4 separate regions of the Homo sapiens genome follow, and regions 2, 3 and 4 are each linked to region 1. Evidence: read pairs that join two places in POLR2A ChIA-PET (ENCODE). Cell type or tissue: B cell. All regions are shown on one strand.

Region 1 (2,500 bases):
TATACCCAAAGGATTATAAATCATTCTACTATAAAGACACATGCACACGTATGTTTATCGCAGCGTTATTCACAATAGCAAAGACTTGGAATCAACCCAAATGCCCATCAATGATAGACTGGCTAAAGAAAATATGGCACATATACACCATGGAATACTACACAGCCATAAAAAAGAATTAGTTCATGTCCTTTGCAGGGACATGGATGAAGCTGGAAGCCATCATTCTCAGCAAATTAACACAGGAACAGAAAATCAAACACCACATGTTCTCACTCATAAGTGGGAGTTGAACAATGAGAACACATGGACACAGGGAGGGAAACATCACACACTGGGGCCTGTCAGAGGGTTGGGGGCAAGCGGAGGGAGAGCATTAGGACAAATACCTAATGCATGCGGGGCTTAAAACCTAGATGACAGGTTGATAGGTCTAGCAAACCACCATGGCACACGTATACCTATGCAACAAACCTGCACGTCCTGCAAATTGTATTCCAGAACTTAAAAAAAAAAGAAAAAAAAAACTCCACCACCACCACCACCACCACAACAACAAAAACGAAATCTCAATGGTACACAGATAATTTTTAGTCATTTCCCCTTGGCCATAATTTAGAACCATATACACAACTAATTGCCAGGGAGGCTTGGAAACAGAGTCTTTAGCTGATTAGTCATGTGCCTGGTTAAAATTTGGAGGTTCTATTACCAAAGAAAAACAGAATGACTCTTGGGGGGATATTTGGCAATCTCTGCCACACGGACTATACACAATATTCTTCACTTTGCTTATTTCATGTGTCCCTCTAAGTAAATAGAGAACAAATCTGGCTTAATAGCTGCCTAATATTTCATTGTATAGTTATATCATAATGTATTCAGGCCAGGCATGGTGGCTAACACCTGTAATCCCAGCACTATGGGAGGCCAAGGTGGGTAGATCACTTGAGGCCAGGAGTTAAAGACCAGCCTGGCCGACATGGCAAAACCCCGTCTCTACTAAAAATACAAAAATTAACTGGGCATGGTGGCGCATGCCTGTAATTCCAGCTACTCGAGAGGCTGAGGCAGGAGAATTGTTTGAACCCAGGAGGCAGAGGTTGCAGTAAGCCGAGATGGCACCACTGCAGTCCAGCCTGAGTGACAGAGTGAGACTCCATCTCAAGTAAAAAAAAAAAAAAAAAGGAGTATGGTATTTTCCCAGGAATAAATTAAAAAATAAATGTACATTAAATTTTCAACTTTCAATTATATTCCACTACTCTAATATAGTAGCTATTTTTAGTTTTTGAAATCTTATCTTCCAGTCTTTATCTCTATAACCCAAAGGTCGGCCTCCTGGTGATCCTAAATTCTCCAGCTCTCTAGGGATATTTGTTTTGTTTGATTTTGTTTCCCCCCCTCTCTCTCCCAAGGCTCTCTCTTGCACTTCTGACTCATGGTGTTCTTAGAACATTCTCTTGGGCCATCTCTTCTCTTGAAGTCTCTAGCCTCCTGTCCTTTTGCCCACCTTTCTTTCTCTGATCTCACCCTTCATCTCCACCATCTTCTCCCCATTTCTGCCCACCTCTGCTTGCTCCAGGAAATTAAAAACGTGTCTGTCTTTATTTTGAAGAGCAATGCTGTGTTACTTATCTCACTCTAACCCAGGCCAGATTGCTACAATACTCTAGACTGCTACAAACATGAGGGTCTTTGAAGTATTCAGCACAATTAAGAGAGCTCACTTTCTGAGGATTTCTGCCTCTAGCTTTTCAAAGGAACAACACGTTTTTCTCCCTGCTCCATATGTATAAATCTCACATAATTGTAATCACAGTTTATGTACATACATATTTGTGCTCTACTCTTTTTCATTTGGTGTTGTTTCATAAGTAGTTTCCTCGTTGTGAATCTTATCTTGTAAAATTGTATAATTCTGGCTGGGCATGGTGCCACACACCTGTAATCCCAGCTACTTGGGAGGCTGAGGCAGGAGAATCGCTTGAACCTGGGAGGTGGAGGTTGCAGCAAGCCAAGATCATGCCACTGCACTTCAGCCTGGGCAAAAAAGTGAGACTCTGTCTCAAAAAAAAAAAATTGTATAATTCAGTCCTGTAAAGGTGACTTAATTCACTTAATCATTTCTCTAGTGTTGCGCATTTAAGATATTTCTACTTTTGTTGGGGAAAATTTGTTGTAAAATATTTTTAAACAACTAAAATCTCTTTCTATCAATTATGTTCTGCTGGGCGCGGTGGCTTACGCCTATAACCCCAGCACTTTGGGAGGCCGAGGCGGGCAGATCACTTGAGGTCAGGAATTGGAGACCAGCCTGGCCAACATGGTAAAGCCCCGTCTCTACTAAAAGCACAAAAATTAGCCAGGTGTGGTGGTGGGCACCTGTAATCCCAGCTACTCGGGAGGCTGAGGCAGGAGAATCCCTTGAACCTGGGAGACAGAGATTGCAGTGAACTGAGATCATGTCACTGCACTCCAGCCTGGGCGACAGAGCAAG
Region 2 (2,500 bases), 120 kb before region 1:
GAAGGACCCTAGACATCCTGCTATGTGTGGGACAGCCCTGCCCAATGAAGAGATGTTTCATGTCCCTCGTGACTTTCAAATATTTCCCTAGACATACACATAAGTTTTAAAAAGTACGTATGATACATATTTATACCTATGTGTATATTTCTACATATCTGTGTATATGTACAAGTATGTCTGTATTTTTAAATTTAATGTCAGCAGATATAAGCAAAAATATAGACAAATATACCTCATTTTATTACTAATTATTACCAATGCCATATTGGCTGGGAGTCACAAGTCACAGAACTTCTCTCAACTCAGTTAAAGATTCCTATTTTGTTTTGAGTTTAGGTGTTGGAGGGGAACTTCTACTGCTCATTCACTTTTGTCAAAAGGCATTACTTTTGCATTGGAAAAAACAAGATAATAAAAAGTGGGCAAAGTTTGTTAGACAGTTTATAAGAAAAATCATGATCCTGAAGAATGATATTTTGAAAATAAGCTTACTATATATTAATGCAATAAAATCAAATTACCCCTCGCCCCCCAAAAAATCTGCTTATTATTTTCTGAGCCTAGAACCTAAACTGTTTCACATATAAACACATCTTATTTTTGCAAACACTTAATTTTTTAGAAATTCAATTTCTATGAAAATGGAAAGGAAATCATAAAGAGTTGTTCACCATCTAGGAAAATCCAGGTGCCAATGCCAACATTATTCCCATCATTTGAGCCACCAAGACTGCAAACGTGTCAGTCAATGTTTGAAGCCGTTGACCGTGATTCTGAGTGTGTCTGCATCTGACTCTTTTGTCATGACTTCTGGTGCAGGCATGTTTGAGTATGTCCTCTTCTTTAATTTCTCTTTCCTATTTCAATTAGGGCAGTATATTTGATTTCTGAGAATTTTATATGTAGGTAGGTTATATAATACATAAACCTCATGTCAGAGTAGGAAAATGTTTGTTATAAAAAGGACCCCTGGAGACTGAGGGCTGAGAGCCACTGATTTGGCCTCTCAGATCACGAGGCAATGAGTTCATCAATTCTGACTTCCAGATATTTGCTTAAACTCTCCCAGCAGTCATAACAGAGGAAGTTTGGAGAAGAATTCTGCTTGTCACAGCACATGACTCCAGCCCTAGCTTTGTGTAAAACAGGACCTTCATCTCTCTGGGGTGAAGTGAGGGTACATAGGGACTGCCCCGCGCCATCTTCATCCGGAATGAAAAAAGCTGTTTCTCAGCAGAAAGGTGGAAGCAGAACTGGGTTGTGCTACTTACAGAGGTCTTCAGTGGCAGCTGGGACAAAGGCAGCCATGGACTCATAGAGATCCTCGTCACAGCCGGGGTTGAGCGAGCATTTCATAAGCAGGTCTGTGGAAAGGTGGGCCATGGACTCGTACACAGCATCAGCCTCCTCCCCGTGCATCAGTTCCTCTTTAATGTGACTCTTGAGCATGTCCACCGTTTCCTGAAAGAGAAGATGAGGCCCACGGCGCCCTGAGGCAGCCTGACTTTCCGGGTGGAACTTGGCCCCCGAAGGCACTTGTGGCCAGCAAAGTAAAGGCTCCCATGAGTCAGGATTACAACTGGTTGTGTGTATTTGTATTTTCCCACCTGACTGAACGCTCCTTGAGGCCAGGCTTCCCACCTTTTTTAGTTTATTTCACGTTTTTGTTTTAATCTTCGTATCTTCCTACAACACTAAGCACAGAGTTAGGCACTCAGGAAATACTCGTTAAATGTCCACTGACCAGAGGATACAAATTAAAAATTACTTTCCCATGGCCTGATGTGGTGGCTCACACCTGTAATCCCAGGACTTTAGGAGGCCAAGGCAAGTGGATCACCTGAGGTCAGGAGTTCGAGACCAGCCTGGCCAAAATGGCAAAACCTCATCTCTACTAAAAATACAAAAATTAGCCGGGCATGGTGGAGCACGCTTGGAATCCCAGCTACTCGGGAGGCCGAGGCATGAGAATTGCTTGAATCCAGGAGGTGGAGGTTGCAGTGAGCCAAGATCGCACCAGTGCACTACAGCCTGGGCAACAGAGCAAGACTCTGTCTAAAAAAAAAAAAAATACTTTCCCGTGAGCACCTTTTAAATGTCAGGTACAATGCTAGGTATTTGCCTATACCCTATCTCCTGTAATCCATTCCACTACTGCTTGAGAAAGGTATAATATTCTCTAGTTTACAGATGAGAAAAACAAAGCTCACAAAAATCTAGTATCTTACTCAAGGGCTTGCAATCCTGATTTCTGATACTTCTTCTACACCCTAGTGGTTCCTCCAAAGGGAAAAAAATGACACAAGAAGGTGTGACCTTTACTGACTAGCCACGCAGAAATTCAAATGAGCTGAACAGGAATGCAGCTAAGGTGTTCTCGCCCTGTGTGTAGTCAGAGGTCACTCCGCAGCTTGGCACACTAGCCCCTGTTCCTTCAGCAGTCTCCTCCAAACTGTCAGGAACCCTGACAGTTTCCAGGGGTTCCAGCCTCGATTTT
Region 3 (2,500 bases), 120 kb after region 1:
GGTTAAAGTTCAGTGGGATTCAGCTGCCCTAGTTTAAGAGCAGAGGAAATAGGATTTTTGATTGTTCATCATTACCACTGCCTTCTTCAAACCACGTGTTTGAAAACACATGGGCCAGGTTTGGTGGCCCATGCCTGTAATCCCAGCTCTTTGGGAGGCTGAGGTGGGCCAGTCGTTTGAGCTCAGGAGTTAGAGACCAACCTGGGCAACGTGGTGAAACCCTGTCTCTACAAAAAATATAAGAGTTAGCTGGGTGTGGTGGGGTGCCTGTATAGTCCCAGCTACTTGGGAGGCTGAGGTGGGAGAATTGCTTGAGCACAGGAGGTTCATTGAGGCTGCAGTGAGCTGTGTTTGCACCACTGCACTCCAGCCTGGGCAACAAAGAGAGACCCTGTCTCAGAAAAAAACAACAAAAAACACACATGGTCCACTGGTAGGAGGCACAAAATTAGTAAGATCTTGCTTTCAGAGATCCCAGATTCTACTGGTAAAAGACCGACTTATAAATAGCTAATTATATCTAGCTGGGTCAGAGACTTAAACATTAAAAAAAAAAAAAAGTAAAAGAAGTAGAAGCAACATAGACAATTTTTTCCCCTATCATATTGTCTTAGTTCATTTTCTGTTGCTATGACAGAATACCTGAGACTGGGTAATATATAAAGAAAAGACATTGATTTCTTAATAGCTGTGAAGTCTGGGAAGTCCAAGGTTGAGGAGCCATATCTGATGAGGGCCTTTTTGCCTCTAATGATGGAGGGCACCTCATGGGAGAGAGCAAGAGTGCCAGCTCAGGTCTGTCTTCCCCTTCTTAAAAGCCCCTATTCCCATCATGGGGACCCCACCCTGATGACCTTACTTAATCCTAATTACTTTCCAAAGGCCCTACTTCCAAATACCATAAACATATGAATTTGGGGATTAATTTCTCAACACATGAAATTTGGGGATACATTCAAACTATAGCACATATTGAAATGGGAAAGGCCTTTAAATTATAAAGGAAATGGTTTATATAAAAATTAAATACTTTATATGACAAAAGCCATATAATTAAAAAGCAAATAGAGAAAAAAGATGGCAGCTTTTATTAATACATAACTTTCTGCCATATATTAGAATGAACTCTTAATATTCAGAAAGTAGAAAAGATTAATGACTCATTAGAAAATACGGACAAGGCAATGAATAGGCAGTTCACAAAGAATTAAAAAGCTCATAGGCTTTTTTTTTCCTTTTGAGACGGAGTTTCGCTCTTGTTGCCCAGGCTAGAGTGCAGTGGTGCGATCTCAGTTCACTGCAATCTCCGCCTCCCGGGTTCAGTGATTCTCCTGCCTCAGGCCTCCCGAGTAGCTGGGATTGCTTACAGGTGCCTGTCACCACACCCGGCTAATTTCTTGTATTTTTAGTAGAGACAGGGTTTCATTATGTTGGCCAGGTTGGTCTGGAACTCCTGACCTCAGGTGATCCACCTGCTTCGGCCTCCCAAAGTGCAGGGATTACAGGCGTGAGCCACTGCACCTGGCCAACAGATGTATATAAAAATTGTTCAGTCATTATTATAATCAAGGACTTGCAAATTTAAACATCAAGGTAAAATCTTTTGCCTATTGTGTATTGGCTAAGTTGAGGCATCCAAAGGACCCAGGGGCCATCTTGTGTGCTCTCACTGGCCTAAGATGGAAAATAAACTATCTTAAAAAAATGGCTACAATGGATTTAACTATATCAAATCAACAAAAATCCAGGAGTTCATAATGATGCTTTAAAAATAGGCCAGGTGCGGTGGCTCATGCCTGTAATTCAAGCACTTTGGGAGGCAGAGGTGGACAAATTGCTTGAGCTCAGGAGTTCAAGACCAGACTGGGCAACATGGTGAAAACCCTATCTCTACAAAACATTCAAAAATTAGCTGAATGTGGTGATACATGTCTGTAGTCCCAGTACTTGGGAGGCTGAGGTGGGAGGATCACTTGAGCCTGGGAAGTCGTGGCTGCAGTGAGCTGTGATCATGACACTGCACTCCAGCCTGGGTGAGTGAGTGAGATCCTGTCTCAAAAAAATAAGTAAAATAAAAATAACTTATTGATCATCTTTGGAGATTGCAAGGGTGTCAACTCATTTTTCTGAATTTTTTTTTTTTTTTTTTTTTTTTTTTTTTTGAGACGGAGTCTCGCTCTGTCACCCACGCTGGAGTGCAGTGGTACAGTCTCAGCTCACTGCAAGCTCAGCCTCCCGGGTTCACGCCATTCTCCTGCCTCAGCCTTTTGAGTAGCTGGGACTACAGGCGCCTGCCACCATGCCCAGCTAATTTTTTGTATTTTTAGTAGAGACGGGGTTTCACCGCATTAGCCAGGATGGTCTCGATCTCCTGACCTCGTGATCCGCCTGCCTCGGCCTCCCAAAGTGTTGGGATTACAGGCGTGAGCCACTGCGCCCGACCTGAAAATTTATAATAGGAGAAGAATGAAGCATTTATCCTATTACCTACAAAATGTAT
Region 4 (2,500 bases), 92 kb before region 1:
TTAAATCAAAAAGAAAAGACTTCAACCAGTAAAAGAATGCCTTCAACACCTCTTTACCATGCATTTCTCCTTTTGCGCCATAGAGGGAACAGGGCCTTAAGCCCACAGGCTTCTGTAGGAATCTGTGTACCACAGAATTTAATACCAATGTGTACTTTTTATTATCTATATTTTTATATCTAACTTCTATCTATATCAAGAGATACTGGTTTTTTCATGTAGAGTGGCAAAGTTTCCTTTTAAAATATACTTACTTAGAAAATATGAATTGACTTAAAGAAAATATTAACTTAATAGCACAACGAAAAAATTTTGGAAAGAGTGGTGATGGCTGCGCAACATTGTGAAAGTAATTAATGCCAATGAATTGTATACTTTAAATTGGTTAAAATGACAAATACTCTGTTACCTACATTTTACCACAATTTTTAAAAATTAACCGCATACACCAAAAACTGCTGAGTTGTACACTTAAAATGCATGAATTGTATGGTACATGAATTTAAGAAAATAGTAGCACTATGGTACAAACATAAGCCAAAAACGAGGTTGGTGGTTCTCAAATGACTGAAGTTTGGGAAATGCTGCATTATGCTATTTTGCTTCCATTTTGTTAAACTAATTATTTTTTAGTTTAAATAAGGTAAAGTCAAGGTGGGAAGGCAGGATGAAGGCCTGTAGCATAAACATGCTGGATTCTTTCTCTAAGTTTTAGATACAAGGAAAAAGAAAGTGAGCAGAGAAGGAAACTAAGGAGATAAGTTTCAACTGAGAATTAAGAGCTTGCCACCAATCTACTCAAAAATGGAATTAAACAGAAACAGTCACTGGGGCCAGTCAGGGGAACCTGTGTGTCTCTGTGCTGGGACAAAGTAGGGGGGTATCGTGGTTCATGTCCAAGACTTCCAGTGTGGCTGATGAAAAAAAGACTGAAGAAGATTCAAAGATTTCTTAGAAGGATGCAGATGAGCAACCTAAGTATTGGGGTTCACAGAAGAAAGGGCTGTGTTTCCTCTGCATTTGTATTTTAAGTTGAGGACTCAGATTTAACCACCACACGGGGCCAGGCGCAGTGGCTCACACCTGTAATCCCAGCACTTTGGGAGACCAAGACAGGCAGATCACTTGAGGTCAGGAGTTTGAGACTAGCCTGGCCAACATGGTGAAACCCCATCTCTACTAAAAATATACAAAAATTTGCCAGGCGTGGTGGCACACGCCTGTAATCCCAGCTACTCAGGAGGCTGAGACAGGAGAATTGCTTGAACTCGGGAAGCGGAGGCTGCAGTGAGCTGACATAGAACCACTGCACTCCAGCCTGGGTGACAGAATGAGACTCCATCTCAAAAATAAAATAAAATTTAACCACCACACAAATGGGGCAGGAATATAGAGTTACCCAAGGTCTGGAGAAACTTCCAGAGGCTTGTCCACTCAGGATGAAATTTCTCAGCTGTTACGATGTTCATTCATCCTACCTAAGCCACAGTGATGAAACCACGAAACAGCTATTTTTCAAAGCCCCGAATAAAATGTTCCAAAACCTGAGCTTACTACGAAGTTTCCTAGTCACATAGCAAGTGTCTACGGAACACATCTGCCACGTTCTAGCACTGGCCTGGATCCCACAGGAGAATTCCAGAAGTGTGTCCTGTACAGCTGTGTCCCTTAAGGAGCTTCCAATGAATTGGGAAGATGAGGCCCCACATGAAAAAACAGGGAGGCCGGGCGCGGTGGCTCATACCTGTAATCCAAGTGCTTTGGGAAGCCGAGTCGGGAGGATTGCTTGAGCTCAGGAGTTTGAGACCAGCCTGGGCAGCATTATGAGACGCTGTCTCTACCAAAAATACAAAAAATTAGCTGGGTGTGGTGGTGTGTGCTTGTGGTCCCAGCTAATCAGGAGACGGAGGCTGCAGTGAGCTGAGATCGCACCATTGCACTCCAGCCTGGGTGACAGAGCAAGACCCTGTCTCAAAAAAACACAAAAAACAAACAAAAAAAAAACCAGAGAGAATTATGTGATACCTTATCACCAGGCACCAACTTGTACGATGAGACTATAAATAGAACTAAATTAAGTTAATGTTTCTAAGTGTTTAGAAAAGTGGGACCAGGTGCGGTAGCTCATGCCTGTAATCCCAGCACTTTGGGAGGCCGAGGTGGGCGGATCCTAAGGTCAGGAGTTCGAGACCAGCCTGGCCAATATGGTAAAATCCCGTCTCTACTAAAAATACAAAAATTAGCCGGGCGTGGTGGCACGCGCCTGTAGTCCCAGCTACTCGGGAAGCTGAGGCAGGAGAATAACTTGAACCTGGGAGGTGGAGGTTGCGCCACTGACTCCAGCCTGGGTGACTAAGCAAGACTCCATCAAAAAAAAAAAAAAAAAAAGAGAGAGAGAGAGAGACAGAAAAGTGCTTGCACATGAAAAATTCAGAAGTTGAGAAAAACTTCCTAAGAGATGAAGAAGGCAAGCTCCCCTCGGTCAAATAGCACTGGGATG

What was found. Peaks named below come from ENCODE experiments on the same cell type or tissue, not always from the same donor. Only the 100,000 strongest peaks of a DNase experiment are listed, where the experiment ranks them.
Region 2: POLR2A ChIA-PET joins it to region 1 with 9 read pairs; 7 of 35 experiments call an interaction of 5 or more read pairs at or near these places.
Region 3: POLR2A ChIA-PET joins it to region 1 with 6 read pairs; 3 of 35 experiments call an interaction of 5 or more read pairs at or near these places.
Region 4: POLR2A ChIA-PET joins it to region 1 with 6 read pairs; 5 of 35 experiments call an interaction of 5 or more read pairs at or near these places.

What each region holds. Positions count from the first base shown.
Region 1 is chr10:96,759,875-96,762,374 of GRCh38, forward strand. No RefSeq gene overlaps it. Among named protein-coding and RNA genes, the nearest start is that of PIK3AP1, 41 kb to the left of the region's middle. In B cell, no CTCF peak of the experiment used is centred here; no DNase peak of the experiment used is centred here; H3K27ac peaks cover 1,564 bases.
Region 2 is chr10:96,644,199-96,646,698 of GRCh38, forward strand. It overlaps PIK3AP1 (phosphoinositide-3-kinase adaptor protein 1), which reads right to left. Exons shown (of 17, transcript NM_152309.3): 8 at 1,275-1,464. Among named protein-coding and RNA genes, the nearest start is that of TM9SF3, 58 kb to the left of the region's middle. RefSeq lists an enhancer at 1,274-1,343. In B cell, no CTCF peak of the experiment used is centred here; a DNase peak (open chromatin) is centred at 1,303; H3K27ac peaks cover 2,500 bases.
Region 3 is chr10:96,875,468-96,877,967 of GRCh38, forward strand. The region is part of intron 2 of LCOR (ligand dependent nuclear receptor corepressor); the gene reads left to right. Among named protein-coding and RNA genes, the nearest start is that of LCOR, 44 kb to the left of the region's middle. In B cell, no CTCF peak of the experiment used is centred here; no DNase peak of the experiment used is centred here; H3K27ac peaks cover 300 bases.
Region 4 is chr10:96,667,787-96,670,286 of GRCh38, forward strand. All of the region lies in intron 2 of PIK3AP1 (phosphoinositide-3-kinase adaptor protein 1), which reads right to left. Among named protein-coding and RNA genes, the nearest start is that of PIK3AP1, 51 kb to the right of the region's middle. In B cell, no CTCF peak of the experiment used is centred here; no DNase peak of the experiment used is centred here; H3K4me3 peaks cover 426 bases; H3K27ac peaks cover 2,439 bases.